5 separate regions of the Homo sapiens genome follow, and regions 2, 3, 4 and 5 are each linked to region 1. The links are chromatin contacts, found by Hi-C or POLR2A ChIA-PET in ENCODE. All regions are on one chromosome and are shown on one strand. The core of a region is the stretch at or near the end of the contact, and the rest is flanking DNA. Distances in the headings are between cores, read along the strand shown. Region 1 holds the start of EXOSC5 (exosome component 5). Region 2 holds the start of SNRPA (small nuclear ribonucleoprotein polypeptide A). Region 3 holds the start of SERTAD1 (SERTA domain containing 1). Region 4 holds the start of EGLN2 (egl-9 family hypoxia inducible factor 2). Region 5 holds the start of SHKBP1 (SH3KBP1 binding protein 1).

Region 1 (3,122 bases), core at 587-3,086:
CCATTGCGGCAGCTCAACATCGTCACCACTGACCTCCAAATGATCAACCCTCCCATGACCCGGCTGTCAGTAAGGCTGAAACAGCTGGTCAGCCCTCACATCTCAGACATGCTCTTTTCTTGGCCCCAGGTCACCACCATCTCCTGGTTTCCCCCTAACTCTCTGGGCGTTCCTTCTGAGTCTCCTTTGCTAGCTTGTCACATGTCTCTGACTGCTCAAGTTGGAAGGCCTAGGGCTTGGTCCTGGGACCTCTTCTCTTTTCCATCTACACTCACTTCGTTCAGGCAATAGCCTGAAATACCATCTATATAGCCAGAGAGTTCCAAATTGCCTATGTCCAGCTTGGGTCTCTCTTCTGATTTCCAGACTTGTACAGATCTGGGCAGAAACCTTAGTTATGCCTGAATCTTTTTCCTCGCACTCAAACCAAACTATACGTAAGTTTTGTCCGTATTACTTTCAAACTACATCCAGAATCTCATCACCTCCACTACTCCTGCTCTGGCTGGAGCCACCATCACCTCCCTGTTTTCCCCCATACTCCCCACAATCAACACAGCAGCCAAATTTTGTTAAAATGTATTGGGGCTGGGCGTGGTGGCTCATACCTGTATGAGCACTTTGGGAGGAGGATTGCTTGAGCCCAGGAGTTCAAGACCAACCTGGGTGACATCGTGAGACGCTGTCTCAATTTTTTTTTTTTTTGAGACAGAGTCTTGCTTTGTCGCTCACGCTGGAGTACAATGGCACGATCTCGGCCCACTGCAACTTCTGCCTCCCAGGTTCAAGTGATTGTCCTGCCTCAGCCTCCCGAGTAGCTGGGATTACAGGCGCCCGCCACCATGCCTGGCTAGTTTTTGTATTTTTAGTAGAGACAGGGTTTCGCCATGTTGGCCAGGCTGGTCTCGAACTCCTGACCTCAGGTGAGCCACAGGTCTTGGCCTCCCAAAGTGTGGGGATTACAGGCGTGAGCCACCGCCCCCGGCCTCCCGTCTCAAACGTTAAAGAGAAATATTCTTGGAGTTAATCTACTTCTGAGAGTTATTTAGCTAGGAAAAGGGGATATTTGCTCTATAGGTAAGACTTGCCCTAATCTTTTTTTTTTTTTTTTTTTTGACTTGCCCTAATCTTAGGGATATTTACTTGTGTGGAGAGATGCAGTGAGGTAGCGGTGGGGATGTATTTCTCAACCCAGCGCAATGACATTATCTTCAATTTGAGGAGTATTTACGTGGGTGAAAGATCCGCCACAGTCCACAGTATGCAAATAGACAGGTTTGCTTCAGTCCGGGATGCAAGGACCTAGAGGGTGTGTGTGTGGGGGGTGGGGGTGGGAGGGTGGAGGAGGAATCGAGTTAAGGGGGATATTTACCCTGGCGAGGTGATTTTCCCTATTCTGAAATATCAATTCTTGGGCGGACAGTCTGCCCCTCCTCTCATTCTCAGAGATAGTTACAAAGATGGAACTATCTTCTCCTTTCTAGTCGTGAGGGAGAGATGTGTGTATCCCTGCGTATTTAGTAGTATTCAATCGGACAAGAAATCATGCATCAACGCAGGAGTGACATTTACCAGCTGGTATCGTGAGGAGGTGGGCACTCGGTTGCACAGTACACGGTAGTCCCTCTCCAAAAGAAAGACCTGGGTGAAGTTCTTACCTTGCAGGAAGGAAGCAGAGCCATCTGGCCGCGACAGCAGGTTCTGTTCGCAGGCAAAGTGCCGGAGGCTGCAGCCAGGACCCCGAGGGCTGGACCCTGTTCCATTTTCAGCACGGATTTTGGCGTCAGTATGCGTCTCCTCCTCCATCGCGCCGAGCCCACGTGCGGCTGCAGTTGTCACTTCCGCCTGGCAGCGCGCGCCGCAAACAGGCTGCGTAACCAGTGCGCACGCGCCGGGCTGGGCCATCCTCCTGGGCGTCCGCACGTGGCTTAGCGTTTACCAACAATCTGGCTCCGCCCAGTCCCACCTCCTAACTCTGGCAACGCCATTGGACATTTGGGAACAGAAGGCAGGCCTTGGCATTGATCCGCTTTACTCTGGGCCCCCGGGCCCTAAATCCCTGAGGCCCTGGTCAGGTTGCCCTCTTCTTTGCCTGTTACAGGAGTAACTACAATGAGGCGATTGGAGAAAATTTTGGGTAGATAGATTTTTTTTTCTCCAAATCTCTGTGCATTCTATCTACCACAGAACGGGAAGAAGATGGTTTTCTTGTCAGATGGTGCTGGAGTTTGCGTCAGGCACATAAAGAGGCAGCCCCGAATCTAGCCTACGTGAGTGCCGGACCGCTGAGTGGTTGTTAGCCAAGATGGCGGTAGCGATCGCTGCAGCGAGGGTCTGGCGGCTAAACCGTGGTTTGAGCCAGGCTGCCCTCCTGCTGCTGCGGCAGCCTGGGGCTCGGGGACTGGCTAGATCTGTGAGTACCTGGGCCCCAGGCGGTTTTCCCAAAGGGGATTAGGGATGTAAAGGCTATCTTCAGAGTGTGGGGTCCCTGAAGGATATGAAGGAAGGGCTGTCACAAAAGGGAAAAAGAGTGGGAGACTCCTTGGAGAAGACACCGAAGGGAAGATCTGCCACTTCCTTAGGAGACGAAAAGAACTTCCACTTCTTTAGGAGAGGAAAAAACCCGTTTGCAACTTCTTTGTGGGCCCTGAGGGAGACGACTTGAAGAGAGAGATGGGGGTTCCTTATTAGCTGCCACTGGTATTCAGGGGAGGCTCCTTGGAGGAACAGGGGAAGACCGCAAGACCTTCTCCCTCAGGGTTTGGAGAATGAAACTGACTTTGTAAGGGAGGGACTTTCTTCTGGGCAAAGATCCCTCTTCAAGAAGAAGAAAGAAGAGAACAGGTCCCTGTCACAGGCTGCATAGGGCCTTGTATTTCTTTGCTCCTTTGCCACAATTCTGATTTTAAAATGAATTGTGTAAAAAATTTGTTTGATTCCTGTGTCTCTTGATCGAATATCAAGACAGAGAATTCGTGTGTTCTGGACACTGTACAGAGGAGACGATTAATATTTGTTGAATTAATGAGGGGAAAAAAGGAGGGAGAGAGGTACAGACAGGGCACTTTGCCCACATTTCTTAGAAACACTTGAGAAGGCTTTGTTTCTTGTCAAAAGGGTCA
Region 2 (3,313 bases), core at 1-2,500, 650 kb before region 1:
GCTAATATTTGAAACCACGGGAGCAGGAATTGCGAGGCTGACTCAAGTCATAAGGCACCTGACGGTTAACAGGGTGGGGTCCTTAAATCCGGAACCGGATCTGTGGTACCGGTTGGGTTACCTCGGGAGTCTTAGGTGGAGAGTTAGTAGGAGTTAACTCATTCTTTGGGGCTGGATGTGGAAACTCATGAGTGAGTTTGGGATATGAAGGCTCAGATCTAGAGTGAGGTGCCTTAAGGATGCGACTTAGGGACCCAGGGCTAAAGATTCGGAGAACTTAGGTTCAGTACCCCCTCACATCCCAGGCCCGAGTTCGGAACCTTTGAGCTGACCTTTGAGTCAGAGGTCAAGAGGTCAAAAAGGACACCTGGCAGGGAAAATGGCCTAGTTGTGGAGAAGGTCCTGGAACCAGAGCAACAAAAAACGTCTGTGGGTTGGAGAAGACTCAGAGATCAGAGGCCGGTGGGCGCCGCGATAACCACTGGAAAAAGGAAAGGAGTCAGGAAGTAAAGTGCACCTCCCACTCCCGGAAAATGGCGGCCCCCGCACACTGCCTTTCCCATATCACGTGGTATTACACGCAACAGTTCCCGCCCATTTTGCGATCACGTGACAGAAAACGCAGCTCTGGCGGGGGTAAGAGGCGGGACTCCAAAAAGGATTGCCTCCGGAAGACACCGCAGCGCGAGACGCGTACAGACTCGTGACCTTCACTGATTGGTCCGTAGACCCGGGCGCCACGGAAGGAGGTGGGCTTTCAGGGAGTGGGGCGGGGTTTTTCTACCTAGGCGGGAACCCAAATATCGTTTTGATTGGCAACAGCTGAGCCCAGAAACGAGACTTGCTCTGATTGGTCAAGCTACTGCGTTTCCGCGCGGCGATTGGCTGGCAGAAAGGCAGAGGCGGGGCCAGGAGAGAAAGCTTTGTGGTTTGGTCTCAGGGAAGTAGCAGGCGCCGGTTGAGAGAACTACGGCCCTGTCGGAAGGTAACCTCCGGTGCAAACGACCATCGGCGGCAGGCGAGCGGTACGCTTGGCGTCCGGGCCTTCCTGGGCCCGTCTGAGGAAACTTGCTGCTCGAGGCCAGGCTGCCTAGGACCTGTCCCTTTTTTCTATACTGGCTCCCACATCCGGGTTTTTTCTCCGGGACGGCCCTTCGGATGCTTGGGCCAATGGGAATCGCCATTTAGGGTGCTCCGCCCACCGGGTCGCGTAGAGCATCCTGGAAGTCGTAGTAAATCTCTCGAGAGTTCTCTCCGCACGCGGGCTGGAGAAGCGGGTCCTACGCACGCTTTGTTGTCGCGCTTTGCCTCCGTCCTTGCCCCTACTCCCGCCTTACCTGACTTCCTTTTCGGAGGAAGATCCTTGAGCAGCCGACGTTGGGACAAAGGATTTGGAGAAACCCAGGGCTAAAGTCACGTTTTTCCTCCTTTAAGACTTACCTCAACACTTCACTCCATGGCAGTTCCCGAGACCCGCCCTAACCACACTATTTATATCAACAACCTCAATGAGAAGATCAAGAAGGATGGTGAGTTCTCGGGATAGTCCGGAGTCCAGACTGTCCCGCACGGGCTGGCCCCTCTTCCGTCCCCTGCACCCGCCTCTCTTTCTAAGTGTTTGTCCAGCCAAACTTCGAGTTAACTCCTTGGCCTTTACACAAACTACTTCCTGTCTTCAACACTCCATTAGTTCATCTTACACTCTGCCCTTTAACGTGGTCACTGCTGCTCATCTTACAAGGTTTGAGGTCACAGGACCCTTCCTCCAGGAAGCCTTGCCTTGTCCCTTCACGTGGCTGCCGCTGACTTGCCGTACGCTGAGACCATCTCCCATCAAGCCCTGATTCCTCTGAGCTGTCGTGGGGCTCTCTCTCCTCCCAGTGGCCTTTGAACTCCGTGAGGGCAAGGACTGGGGCTTTCTTGGTCACCGGCTTTTTCAGTGATCAGCCCACAATGAACATGTACCATAATGGTGGCTAACGCTCTGTATCATGGGCTGGTCTGTGTGCTTTCATATAAATCTTGATAACATTTAATTCTCACAACAATCTTGTAGGAAGAAGGCTATTGTTATTCCCATTCGTCAACTAAGAAACTGGGGCCGGGCGCGGTGGCTCACCCCTGTAATCAATCCCAGCACTTTGGGAGGCCGAGGCGGGCGGATCACCTGAGGTCGGGAGTTCGAGACCAGCCTGACCGACATGGAGAAACCCTTTCTCTACTGAAAATACAAAATTAGCCGGGCATGGTGGCGCATGCCTATAATCCCAGCTACTCGGGAGGCTGAGGCAGGAGAATTGCTTGAACCCAGGAGACGGAGGTTGCAGTGAGCCGAGATTGCGCCATTGAACTACAGCCTGGGCAACAAGAGCGAAACTCCGTCTCAAAAAAAAAAGAAAGAAAAGAAAAAGAAACTGAGACAGGGGTGATGTGACTTGCCCAGGGTCACATAGCAAGTAAAGTGGTTGAGGCCACCCGTATAGAATTCTGCTTAGGAACCCAATTTTTGGCCGGGCGTGGTGGTTCAGGCCTGTAAGCCCAACACTTTGGGAGGCTGAGGCAGGAGGATCACTGAAACACAGGAGTTCAAGATCAGCCTAGGCGACAAAGCCAGACCTTTTCTCTACAAAAAAAAAAAAAAAAAAAAAAAAGGCTGGGCGTGGGTGGGGTGCGTCTGTGGTCCCAGCTACTTGGGAGGCTGAAGTGGGAGGATCGCTTGAGCTAGAGAGGTTGAGGCTGCAGTGAGCTATGATTGCACCACTGCACTGCTGCCTGGGCTGAGCAAGAACCTATCTGAAAAAAGGAAAAAAAAAAAGAACTCAATTATTGAAATCGGAAAGACTCTCTCACATTCTCAAGTAAATTATCACCTTTATTGAACCTCATTTTCCAGATCTAAAAACTGAGCAAAATCATAATACCTTTTTTGCATGGATGTTGGGGGAGATTAAATTAGCTAAACCTTGCAGTATTTCTTTTTTATGGTAACTGGCAGCTAGTAAAGGGCTGGATAAATGTTAGCTCTTATCACTTCAAGAAAATTATCGGGAGAACCGAAGGAGCTTGTTGGGATTCAGTTTGAGGTTACCAGTGAAGTTGCTGTTGAAGAAAGCAAAACCAGCAGCCGGGCACTGGCTCACGCCTGTAATCTCAGCACTTTGGGAGGCTGAGGTGGGCAGATCATTTGAGGTCAGGAGTTCAAGACCAGTCTGGCCAAGATGGTGAAACCCCGTCTCTACTGAAAATACAAAAATCAGCTGGATGTGGCGGTGCGCACCTACAGTCCCAGCTACTCGGGAGGCTGAGCAGGAGA
Region 3 (3,035 bases), core at 114-2,613, 970 kb before region 1:
GTGACATTTGAATGGAGCCCTCAGGCCAGAGAAGTCAGCCATGGGAGACCCTGGGAAAAGCATTCCGGGAGGAGGGAACAACAAAAAAAGGCAGAGAAAAGCCCAGAGGCTGGATGGGCTTGAACTGGAAAGAGACCAGCATGGGTGGCACACAGAGAGTGACATGGTAGGAGACCAGATTGGGGAGCAGCTAGGGGAACGGGCACAAGCCAGGTCACAGAAAGCCACATATGCAGAAGTAGGGAGTTTGGATTTTATCCTGAGTGTGGTGGGCAGTCATTAAAGGAATTTGAGCAGGGAGGGAATGGTGCTGTGAGCTGATTAGGTTTCCGGAAGATCCCCCCCATGGCTGCTTCGAGGAAGACTGTGGGGGGCAAAAAGAGGGGGGATCTGAGACCCACTGGTAGGCTGTACTCGTTTGGGACGGACGATGGTGATGGCCTGGAGTAGGAGCTGGTAGTGGCATGGAAGGAAGTCGGTCGAGTCAGGACTTATTTGGGAGGCAGAATAGACAGGGCTTGTCGGGAAATCGTGATCGGCACCGGGTTCAGTCACTGAGATAAGTTTGAGGGTCCACTGTTCTTGGAGTGGCGGGGGTAGGGCTGGAGTTTTGGACTCCTGGCGCTACCTACTTTTTTGGGCCAGGAAGACTGTAGAGTCCAGTTTCGGAACCCTGCCTAGCAAGATTTTAAGAATGGCCCACCACACTACTCAAAACAGGGTCTTCGTCCCCTTCCCCGCAGTCCGGGGAGTCCGGAACCGCAGGAATTCCGCCCCCACCCCCGACTCCGCCCCCGGGTCCCGGCGCCCCCTAGCGGTGCCCAGGCCGGCTTTCCCCCGGGGATTCTGGCCCCTCTGACCCCAGGACCCCTTCTACTGCCCCGATTCCCGGCTGTGATTCCTGCCGGCCTCCCGGCGCCGTGCGAGCCGGGACCCCTGGCGGGCTGTTCTCTGCGCCCGGCCTCCGCTCGCTTCCGGCAGTGGAGGCGGCTCCTCCCGAAGCGGCGGCGGCGGGGGCGGGTGAGTCACGCAGCCGGAGCCAAGAAGCCGGCGCCTCCGCCCCCTTCTCGGACTGCGGCGTGATTCACCCGGCCCGGCCGGGGCAGACAGCACGTAGAGGTCCGTGCGTCTCGATCCCGGGCAGCCCCGGCGGGCACCTGTCGGACCCAGGGATCGAACTCTGTGAAGGACCCGGCCGCTGGTAGCCCTTCTGTTCCCAGGCCCCTTCATTTACATACCTTGCTCACTAGCGGCCAATCAGAACGAAGAGGTAGCCACCCACAACCAATCAGGAAACGGCGGCGGCAGCATCGCTTGTTGGCTGTCCTCCGGAAACCCGCGCCTGGGTCGCGAGACGCAGTTCTGACTCCGGCTCACGACTCCAGACTCCTAACTACCCTTAGCGACCGCCCACTCTCGTGGCTGCCCCGCCCTCCGCCCCAGGGATTGGCCCTGCATGGTGATGGGCGGAGCTTGTAGGGGGCGGATTCTGAAGGAGGGGCTTCAGGGCGCATGCCCGGGCAGCTGCGCGAGTGAGGGGTGGAAAGAGGTGGCTTTTTACTCCGGGGAACGGTGGCGAGTGGGGGCTTTTGCCTCTCAAAATACGAGCCCCTCACAACTACCCATGCACCTGCCAAACCCGGCAATTAAGCTTCTTACACATCCAGCCCCGACAGGGGTCTACACTACAGATAATGCCCGGGTTCAAATTCCGACTCCGGATTCCCCACTCACTGGATGCGTGACCTTGGAAAAATGATCAACCTCTTCAAGCTACACAAAGTTAAATGGGGATCGTCTTGCCTACCTCTTGACAGGATACTTTAAGTAGGATCGTATCTATAAGAACACAATACCACACTCAAGCAATGCTGGACAGTTGGACTTAATTGTGGTTAAAGGCGGGAGTGAGGTGGGAGTGCGATACCAACGGAATCACATCCCGGGCTCCATTCCCTAAGCAGCTGTGTGACCTGCGGCAAGTGTTTTAATCCCTTCTGGTCTGTTTCTCCTTTAAAATGAGAGAAAATAGCGCCTAGTTTACAGGATTGTTTTTAAGGATTAAATTAATTCATGAAAAATCTTCAGAGTGGGGTGCAACATGTTTTGTGTTTTTTTTTTTTTTTTCATTTTATTTATTTATTTATTTATTTATTTGAGACAGATTCTCACTCCGTCGCCCAGGCTGGAGTGCAGGGGCACGATCTCGGTTCACTGTAACCTCCGCCTCCCAGGTTCAAGCAATTATCCTGCCTCAGCCTCCCGAGTAGCTGGGACTACAGGCGTGCGCCACCACGCCCGGTTAATTTTTGTATTTTTAGTAGAGATGGGGTTTCACCATGTTAGCCAGGCAGGTCTCAAACTCCTCACCTCAGGTGATCCGCCCTCCTCGGCCCCTGAGTGTTGGGATTACAGGCGTGAGCTACCGCGCCCAGCTGCTTATTATTTTTTTCTTTACTTTTTATTTTATTTTATTTTGCTTTTGAGACAGGGTCTCGCTCTGTCACCCAGGCTGAAGTGCAGGGGTGCCATCTCGGCTCACTGCAGCCTCCCAGGTTCAAGCCATCCTCCTGCCTCAGACCCCCAAGCAGCTGGGACTACAGGCGCACACCACCATGCCTGGTTAGCAACGTTGTTTCTTTGTTAGTAGTAATAGCTGTTGTAATAAGACAAGCTCTTAGTTCAAGGTGGATAGACATGCAGGATGGGGCTAGAGGTAGACAGGGTATAATACTCCTCCCATGGCCGGATGCAGTGGCTCACGCCTGAATACTCTCTCACCTAGATTTAATTGATAGTTGTTAGCTAGGCAACAACTGTAATCCAGTACTTTGGGAGGCCAAGGCAGGAGGGTCACTTGAGTCCAGGAGTTCACTTGAGTCCAGCCTGGGCAACACAGTGAGATCTCATCACTACAAAAAAATTTAAGAATTAGCCAGGCGTGGGCCGGGCGTGGTGGCTCACGCCTGTAATCTCAGCATTTTGGGAGGCCGAGGTGGGCAGATCACGAGGTCAGGAGTTCGAGACCAGCCTGG
Region 4 (2,973 bases), core at 474-2,973, 600 kb before region 1:
GTGTGTAAACACGCTGATGTCCCTGTGTTTGTGACATGTGTACATGTTTCCAGTACCTGCATATGGGATGATGTCTATAGGATATAATGTGTGCTGGTTGTGTGTGATGCTGACAGCCGTAACTGCTCTGTGGCCTTGGTCATTGTATTGGTGAGGCTGGTATTGTTTGGGACATCAAGGCCAGGGGATGGGAATTTGGACCTATAGGTGGGCCTCCGGTGTGTGCATGTCTGATGCCTGAGAGTCAGAGGCAGTGACTCACTACTGCGTGTGTGCCTGTGCATGTGTACCCCGAGGTCTGTGTGTGTTTTGGTGTGAATTTGGCTCCTTTTAAACACCCATGTGTGGCCAGGCGTGGTGGCTCATGCCTGTAATCCCAGCACTTCGGGAGGCCAAGGCAGATGGATCACTTGAGCCCAGGAGTTGGAGACTATAGCCTGGGCAACACAGAGAGACCCTATCTACAAAAATAAAAAACAGAAAAAGTTAGCCAGGTGTCGTGGTACACACCTGAAGTCCCAGCTATTCCGGAGGCTGAGGTGTGAGGATCACTTTAGTTGGGAGGTTGGGCCTGCAGTGAACTATGATCATGCCACAGCACTTCAGCCTGGGCAAAAGGGTAAGACCCCATCTCAAAAACAAAACTAAACTAGAAACACCCTTGTGTGGCCATGAACCCTGTGTGTGCCCTGAGGACTGCGGGCTTTTGTGCAATCCTCACGCATGTGTGGATACCAGTATGCATGCCCTTGTGCTCACGCGAACCGCCCTACGCCCTCAGGTGGCCTGCAGGGGACTGGTGCAGCCCCGAGGACACTCCCAGTTGCTCGTCGCCCTCCCATCTCCACGTCGGCCTTCACCGACCCGGCGGGAGCCTTGAGTCCCAGCTCTCCAGAGCAATGGTGGAGCGGGCAGGGCATTCAAAATGACCTTATCTCCTTAGTCTCCTAAAGTGTTCCCAGCTGGCCATGCAAATGTCTTCTCTGTGTAGCGTTCCGTGGATTTTTTTTTGTTTCATTTTTTAATTTTGTGTAAAGATAAGGTCTCACTCCGTTGCCCAGACTTTCCCTGGTTCTTTATTCTGATTCCCACAATCGTCCCGAGGGGGCAGGCCGGAGCGGGTCTTGAAAATACACATTTGCACATCCCTTCTAGTCCGCGTTCCCTTTTCTCAAGGGCAACCCGCACTTTTTTGCCTCCGTTATAAAAGATACTTATGTAAATTACTGACGTGCGAATTTACATACATTTCTCAACTAACTGCGTAGCCATTTCTCCGTCTCTCACCTCCGTTCCTGGACGGCGAGAAGGAGGAGGAGCTGACCATGTAAATGAAGTCACGCGCACCGCGCTGCCGAACTCGGTGCCCCGCGCTGGGCGGGGGGCGGGTAGGCCTGTCCATGTAAATCACATCATTTGCGTGCCCCGCCCCGCCGACGCCACTTGATTCCAACATGCAAGAAACGCCCCCTCCCAGACCCGGCCCCTCACACTGCGTTCCCCCTCCCGCGCAAAGGGGGCGGGGCGGAGGATGCAAATGAACCTCGTGTAGGCCACGGACCGCTGTTTCCTTTCTCCTTGGTAGGGGGGTTGTCCCGAACTTCCTCGCCCCGCTCCGCCCCGCCCCGCGCGGCTCGGGCCTGCGCAGGCGCCGTCCCCTCCGCGGGGCGCGGTCACGTGCCCACCGGGCGAGGCGGGGCGGGGCGTCGCGCGCGGTGGGGGCGGGGTATGGCGCGCTGTGCGGCGCAGGGCGGCTGGCACAAACGGCGGCGCCGGGGCCGGAGGAAAAAGCTCGGTGAGGAGGTCGCGGGGCGAGAAGGGAGCGGGAGGAGACTAAGCCGGAGCCGGGGCGCCGGCGCGAACCGGGCGGGGTGTGGGGGCGCGCGCCGGGGCCTGCCGGGGCGACCCCGGGAAGGGGGATGTGGGTGCGGCGCGGGGGAGGGGACGCGCGCCGGTTACGTTGGGTGCCGGCCGTTGTGGGGGTTGGGGTGGGGGCGGGGAGCGCGCGCCGGGCGGAGGCCGAGTGGAGGGGGAGGGGAGGGGGTCCGAGCGGCCCTTAGGCCCTGCCCCTGTCGCCTACTGCGCTCAGAAGGGGCCTCAGGGCCTGCCCCGGGTTGGGGGCGTTGGGGTGCCCTGGATGGGGGCACCTTTATCTCTCGTCCTGTCTCCGGGTGCGTGCACCCTCCTCCGTCCTTTCCTCTGTCGCCGCGGACCCTCTCCCCGAGGGCCCCTCCCGTCGGTCAGTCTCGGGACCTCCCTTCCGTCTGGGCGTGTGTCCGCCCCCGGCCGGCTTCCTCCCGTCGGGCTCGGGTCGACCCCACCGTCCCGCTCCGCCCCGGGTCCTCCCTCCCAGCTTCCCTCCGGTCTATTTTTCTGTCTCTGGGCCCCTCGTTCTCTTTGTTTTTGGACTCCCCAGTTTCCTCTGTCTTTTGACCCCCCCGCCCCCACCCTGACTCTCCCTGGAACCCCCACGTTTCTCGTTGTCTTTCTGGAACGCCGAGGCAGGTCCCTCCTATTTTCCAAACCCCCTCCTTTCCCACTCCTCCACACCACCCTTTTCTACTCCAGCCCTCCTTCTTCTGTCTTTGGTTACCGCGTCCCACAACCTGCACCACAGTCCTCTGTCTTAGGGTCATCTACCCAGCCCCTGGCCTCCAGCCTCTCCCTATCACTGCCTCTTATCTGTCAGCGGACTCCCGCACCTCCAGATTCTCAGGGTCCTCTCCCCGACTTGGCCTCAGGTTTTGGGGGGCCTCTATAGTCAAGTCTGTCCTGGTCGTCTTCCCCACTCCTGCCCATACCATCCCGGCTTTCCCCTGCCTGCCTGTCTCTAGTTTCTCTCACATCCCTTTTTTTTTTTCCTTTCTCTAGCCACCCTGAAGGGTCCCTTCCCAAGCCCTTAGGGACCGCAGAGGACTTGGGGACCAGCAAGCAACCCCCAGGGCACGAGAAGAGCTCTTGCTGTCTGCCCTG
Region 5 (3,392 bases), core at 680-3,179, 820 kb before region 1:
GATGGAGGTTGCAGTGAGCTGACATCGAGCCATTGCACTCCAGCCTGGGGGACAGAGCAAGACTCTGTCTCAAAAAAAAAAAAAAAAAAGTCTCTTATCATAGGGTTACTGTGAGAATTAAATTGCTCCATGTTTAATTGATACATGATAAACTGATACTTAGCACAGGGCCTAGTAAATATCAGTGCTCTAGTAGTGCCTGCCCATATTATTATCATTGTTTGTGTCATTTATCTCTGTAGTAGGAAGTATATACAATCCTATTGCATAGGTTTAAGGGAATTAATCCACTAAAGTGTTTGGAACAGAGCCTGGCACATATTGCTATGTAACTGCATCATCATCATCATCCCTTTTTAATAGATGAGAAAACTGAATTTCAGAGAGGGTAGTCTGATCTGAAATTCACCTATTATTCCAGCTTCTCTCTTCCAAATACGGCCTCTGTGCCCTGTTTCTTCCCCCAGGAGGAGATGAACGGCTGGCTGGAGGCTGTAGCTTCCTCGGTGGCGGAACACGCAGAGATCGCCCGCTGGGGCCAGACACTACCCACTACTTCATCCACAGATGAGGGCAACCCTAAGAGGGAAGGCGGAGATCGCAGGGCCAGCGGGCGCAGGAAGTGACTTCCCACCCCCAGGACCTGACACATCTCGTCTCCCCTCTTTTCCGCACTGTGGGCACAAAGACACTTTTTCTTCCGCAGGGGCGGGAGCCCCTAGTTCCAACACTGAGGACGCGTGACATGGTGGGCACCGGAAAGGAGGGGACTTCTCCTGCACCCCAAGAAGTGGTGGGGAGATTGCTGCCCCTATAGCCATATCTCGGCCCCTTCCCACTCACCACCCCCACCCCAGGTGCTGGGGGTCCCTTATTTTTATGCAATAACTGAGCTTGATGGGGGTGGGCAGGGGGCCAGTTGAGCCAAGCCCCCAGCCCCGATCTGCAGATCCTGCCCCAAGAAGCTGGGGTGGTGGGGGCAGTAATTCCTGCCCCCCTCTCTGCCCTAGGGATGGGCACGGGGGCGCTGGTGAGGTCCCCTGGACCATCCAGGGTGCTAGGGGGCAGGGAGGGGACACCCCCTCCCCGCCTTTACCTCACTTCCAATGCTGCCTTGATCTCTGTCTGGGAGGGGGGAGTGAAGGGGCCCTAGCCCCCTGCACTCCGCCGCCTCAGAGCCATGCGGTTAATTCCTGACTTAGTTTATTTTTGCAAAACGTCGATCTCCTCCTCCCCCGCCCCGCATCCGCGAAGGCTTTTAATGGGAGGGGCGTCAAAGCTCAAAACTGTTTTCCTCTCTCCTCCCCCCTCCAGTTGTAAATGCCACTTCATGAGGGGAGGGGCGAGGGGAAGCCCACCCCTGCATGCTTCTGGCTGGAGCACCTCCCTGGGGAGTCGGGGGATTGGGTTGTGGGCAGTCCCCATGGCCGCCTGGAGAAGCCGCTGGGGCCCGGGGGTGTGGGGCGGTGTGGCGGGCGCACACTGTATGTACCTATAATAAACCCTTTGGCTTTGACGGTCTATGGTCCTTTGTTTGGGTTTTCTGGGCTGCGCCCGGGAGGATTGAAAGGAGGGCTGTGGTGGCTGTAGGGGTGGGTGCGGGGTGGGGAGAGGGGCACGGGGGTACCGTGGCTGCGGAGAACATCCAGATGTACCCTTTTATGTGGACTTAATTTCGGGGTCTAAACACACGCCCCTTGACGAGAACCTAGAGGGATGGAGAATATTTCGTTATGCTTCGTAATAAACTTCCCCAAAGGAGACTCCGGGTCCGCCCCGTCAAGTTCAGGAAAGGCGGACCCCTTTAAGGAGGCGGAAAAGTTAACCGCGATGGGCAGGCGCTCTGTCCAATCGCTAGTGACTCCTGGAGTCTCTGGCCCAATGAGCAGCCTATGGAGGCGGGGTCCGGGTGCACACCCGGAAGTGGGTGCGGGCCAGCCGGCTCGCCCGGGGGCCATGGCAGCAGCGGCTACTGCAGCCGAGGGGGTCCCCAGTCGGGGGCCTCCCGGGGAAGTCATTCATCTGAATGTGGGAGGCAAGAGGTGAGTGTGGGAGACTCCTGAGGTCCCATCCTCGGGGGCGGGAAGCGGGGTGGGAGTATCCGCCTCTCCTGGGGGAATCCCTGTCCATCAAGGGTTGCTCCGCCCCCCCCCCCTTTGGAGGCGCGAGATTCTGGAAAAACGCCGGGGGAGGGGGAAGGGGAGGGAACCCTGGATCCTGCGGGAGGGGGACGCATTCCTCACCCGCTCCTCTTCATCTCTTGCGTCCGTTTACCTTCCCCGCCCAGATTCAGTACCTCTCGCCAGACTCTCACCTGGATCCCAGACTCCTTCTTCTCCAGGTGATCGGGAGAGCGAGTTTGGGGCGAGGGTAGGAGGGATGGAGAGGGCGTGGGAGACCTAATATCCACTCCCCCGGCCCGTGACGCCTGCTCGGTGTCCCTTCCCTGCAGTCTTCTGAGCGGACGCATCTCGACGCTGAAAGATGAGACCGGAGCAGTGAGTCGGACAAGAACTGAAATGGGATGGGGGGGAGGGGTTGGTAGGAAGAGGGGCAGGACCCCACTCAGTCCTGCCTTTTACCCCATCCATCCTCTGCCCCCCTTTCCCGCAGATCTTCATCGACAGGGACCCTACAGTCTTCGCCCCCATCCTCAACTTCCTGCGCACCAAAGAGTTGGATCCCAGGTTGGCATGGAAAAAGGGGAGGGAGTCCCTCACTGTCTTCAGTCCCTGAGGAGTTCTTTCACCTCCTCTGAATGTCCACGTGAGCTCCATTCTATTAGAATTCTCATTCAGAACCTTGATCACAGGCCGGGCGCGCCGGGATTGCTCACGCCTGTAATCCCAACACTTTGGGAGGCCGAGGTGGGAGGATCACTTGAGCCCAGGATTTGGAGACTAGCCTGGGCAACATAGCGAGACCCCTTCTCTAAAAAAGCAAACAGGCAAAACTTCATGAGAATCTTGATCATGTTAAAATTTTATGTCCTTCGATTTCTCCCTACACACACACACACACACACACACACACACACACACACACACACTCAACATTTCCTCCACCCATATCATCACTCCTTAGCATCTTTATTCCATCAAAACTTTCTACCCCTTGACATTCTCTGTGCAGTTTTGAAAATTACCCTCTCAGCATTCTCTGTTCACCCCCACACCTAGACCCTGACCTCTAGTCAATTCTACTACCCAGGGGTGTCCACGGTTCCAGCCTCCTCCATGAAGCCCAGTTCTATGGGCTCACTCCTCTGGGTAAGTGGGAGCCCCCAGCTATCATCCTCATTGTATAGAAAACCAACTCTGTGATGCTACCTGCCCCTCTTCCCCTTCTCTCCTGAAAGAGGGCTGGGGTAGAGGTGGGAGGACTGGTTATGG

Evidence for each region. A loop is a pair of places that touch in the nucleus more often than their neighbours do. ChIA-PET counts read pairs that join two places held with the same protein, here RNA polymerase II (POLR2A). Pooled maps may share reads with other maps.
Region 2: a loop to region 1 is called in a map of CD8-positive, alpha-beta T cell, with 18 times the contacts of the local background. The contact joins the promoter of SNRPA here to the promoter of EXOSC5 in region 1. A Hi-C loop is called at or near these places in 3 of 168 maps with a recorded cell type or tissue (CD8-positive, alpha-beta T cell and naive thymus-derived CD4-positive, alpha-beta T cell), 2 of 37 single-sample maps with no recorded cell type and 12 of 50 pooled maps. POLR2A ChIA-PET finds 5 or more read pairs at or near these places in 3 of 52 experiments (GM12878, PC-9 and activated T-cell).
Region 3: a pooled map shows a loop between it and region 1 (5-fold over the local background). The contact joins the promoter of SERTAD1 here to the promoter of EXOSC5 in region 1. A Hi-C loop is called at or near these places in 4 of 50 pooled maps. POLR2A ChIA-PET finds 5 or more read pairs at or near these places in 2 of 52 experiments (naive thymus-derived CD4-positive, alpha-beta T cell and naive thymus-derived CD8-positive, alpha-beta T cell).
Region 4: a map with no recorded cell type shows a loop between it and region 1 (14-fold over the local background). The contact joins the promoter of EGLN2 here to the promoter of EXOSC5 in region 1. A Hi-C loop is called at or near these places in 2 of 37 single-sample maps with no recorded cell type and 7 of 50 pooled maps. POLR2A ChIA-PET finds 5 or more read pairs at or near these places in 3 of 52 experiments (AG04450, HCT116 and HEK293).
Region 5: a map of naive thymus-derived CD4-positive, alpha-beta T cell shows a loop between it and region 1 (21-fold over the local background). The contact joins the promoter of SHKBP1 here to the promoter of EXOSC5 in region 1. A Hi-C loop is called at or near these places in 1 of 168 maps with a recorded cell type or tissue (naive thymus-derived CD4-positive, alpha-beta T cell) and 7 of 50 pooled maps. POLR2A ChIA-PET finds 5 or more read pairs at or near these places in 1 of 52 experiments (activated T-cell).

Annotation. Positions count from the first base shown.
Region 1 is chr19:41,395,523-41,398,644 of GRCh38, forward strand. It overlaps EXOSC5 (exosome component 5), which reads right to left and starts at 1,837. Exons shown (of 6, transcript NM_020158.4): 1 at 1,659-1,837. The coding sequence starts at 1,806. It overlaps BCKDHA (branched chain keto acid dehydrogenase E1 subunit alpha), which reads left to right and starts at 2,296. Exons shown (of 9, transcript NM_000709.4): 1 at 2,296-2,413. The coding sequence starts at 2,306. RefSeq lists a silencer at 1,760-2,048 and enhancers at 1,807-2,479, 2,045-2,324, 2,480-3,122.
Region 2 is chr19:40,749,953-40,753,265 of GRCh38, forward strand. It overlaps SNRPA (small nuclear ribonucleoprotein polypeptide A), which reads left to right and starts at 1,251. Exons shown (of 6, transcript NM_004596.5): 1 at 1,251-1,529. The coding sequence starts at 1,457. ACTMAP (actin maturation protease) reads right to left here and starts at 525. Exons shown (of 6, transcript NM_198476.5): 1 at 1-525. RefSeq lists enhancers at 1-601, 293-532, 1,073-1,142, 1,230-1,857, 1,858-2,485 and silencers at 733-872, 1,137-1,319.
Region 3 is chr19:40,424,629-40,427,663 of GRCh38, forward strand. It overlaps SERTAD1 (SERTA domain containing 1), which reads right to left and starts at 1,364. Exons shown (of 2, transcript NM_013376.4): 1 at 1,239-1,364. RefSeq lists an enhancer at 1-689 and a silencer at 732-821.
Region 4 is chr19:40,797,468-40,800,440 of GRCh38, forward strand. EGLN2 (egl-9 family hypoxia inducible factor 2) reads left to right here and starts at 1,724. Exons shown (of 6, transcript NM_080732.4): 1 at 1,724-1,795; 2 at 2,872-2,973. It overlaps RAB4B-EGLN2 (RAB4B-EGLN2 readthrough (NMD candidate)), which reads left to right. Exons shown (of 12, transcript NR_037791.1): 8 at 2,872-2,973. RefSeq lists silencers at 1,502-1,861, 2,012-2,061.
Region 5 is chr19:40,574,944-40,578,335 of GRCh38, forward strand. SHKBP1 (SH3KBP1 binding protein 1) reads left to right here and starts at 1,930. Exons shown (of 18, transcript NM_138392.4): 1 at 1,930-2,042; 2 at 2,288-2,341; 3 at 2,453-2,498; 4 at 2,614-2,687; 5 at 3,211-3,269. The coding sequence starts at 1,957. SPTBN4 (spectrin beta, non-erythrocytic 4) reads left to right here. Exons shown (of 36, transcript NM_020971.3): 36 at 468-1,521. The coding sequence ends at 626. RefSeq lists silencers at 1,319-1,408, 1,759-1,938, 1,959-2,028.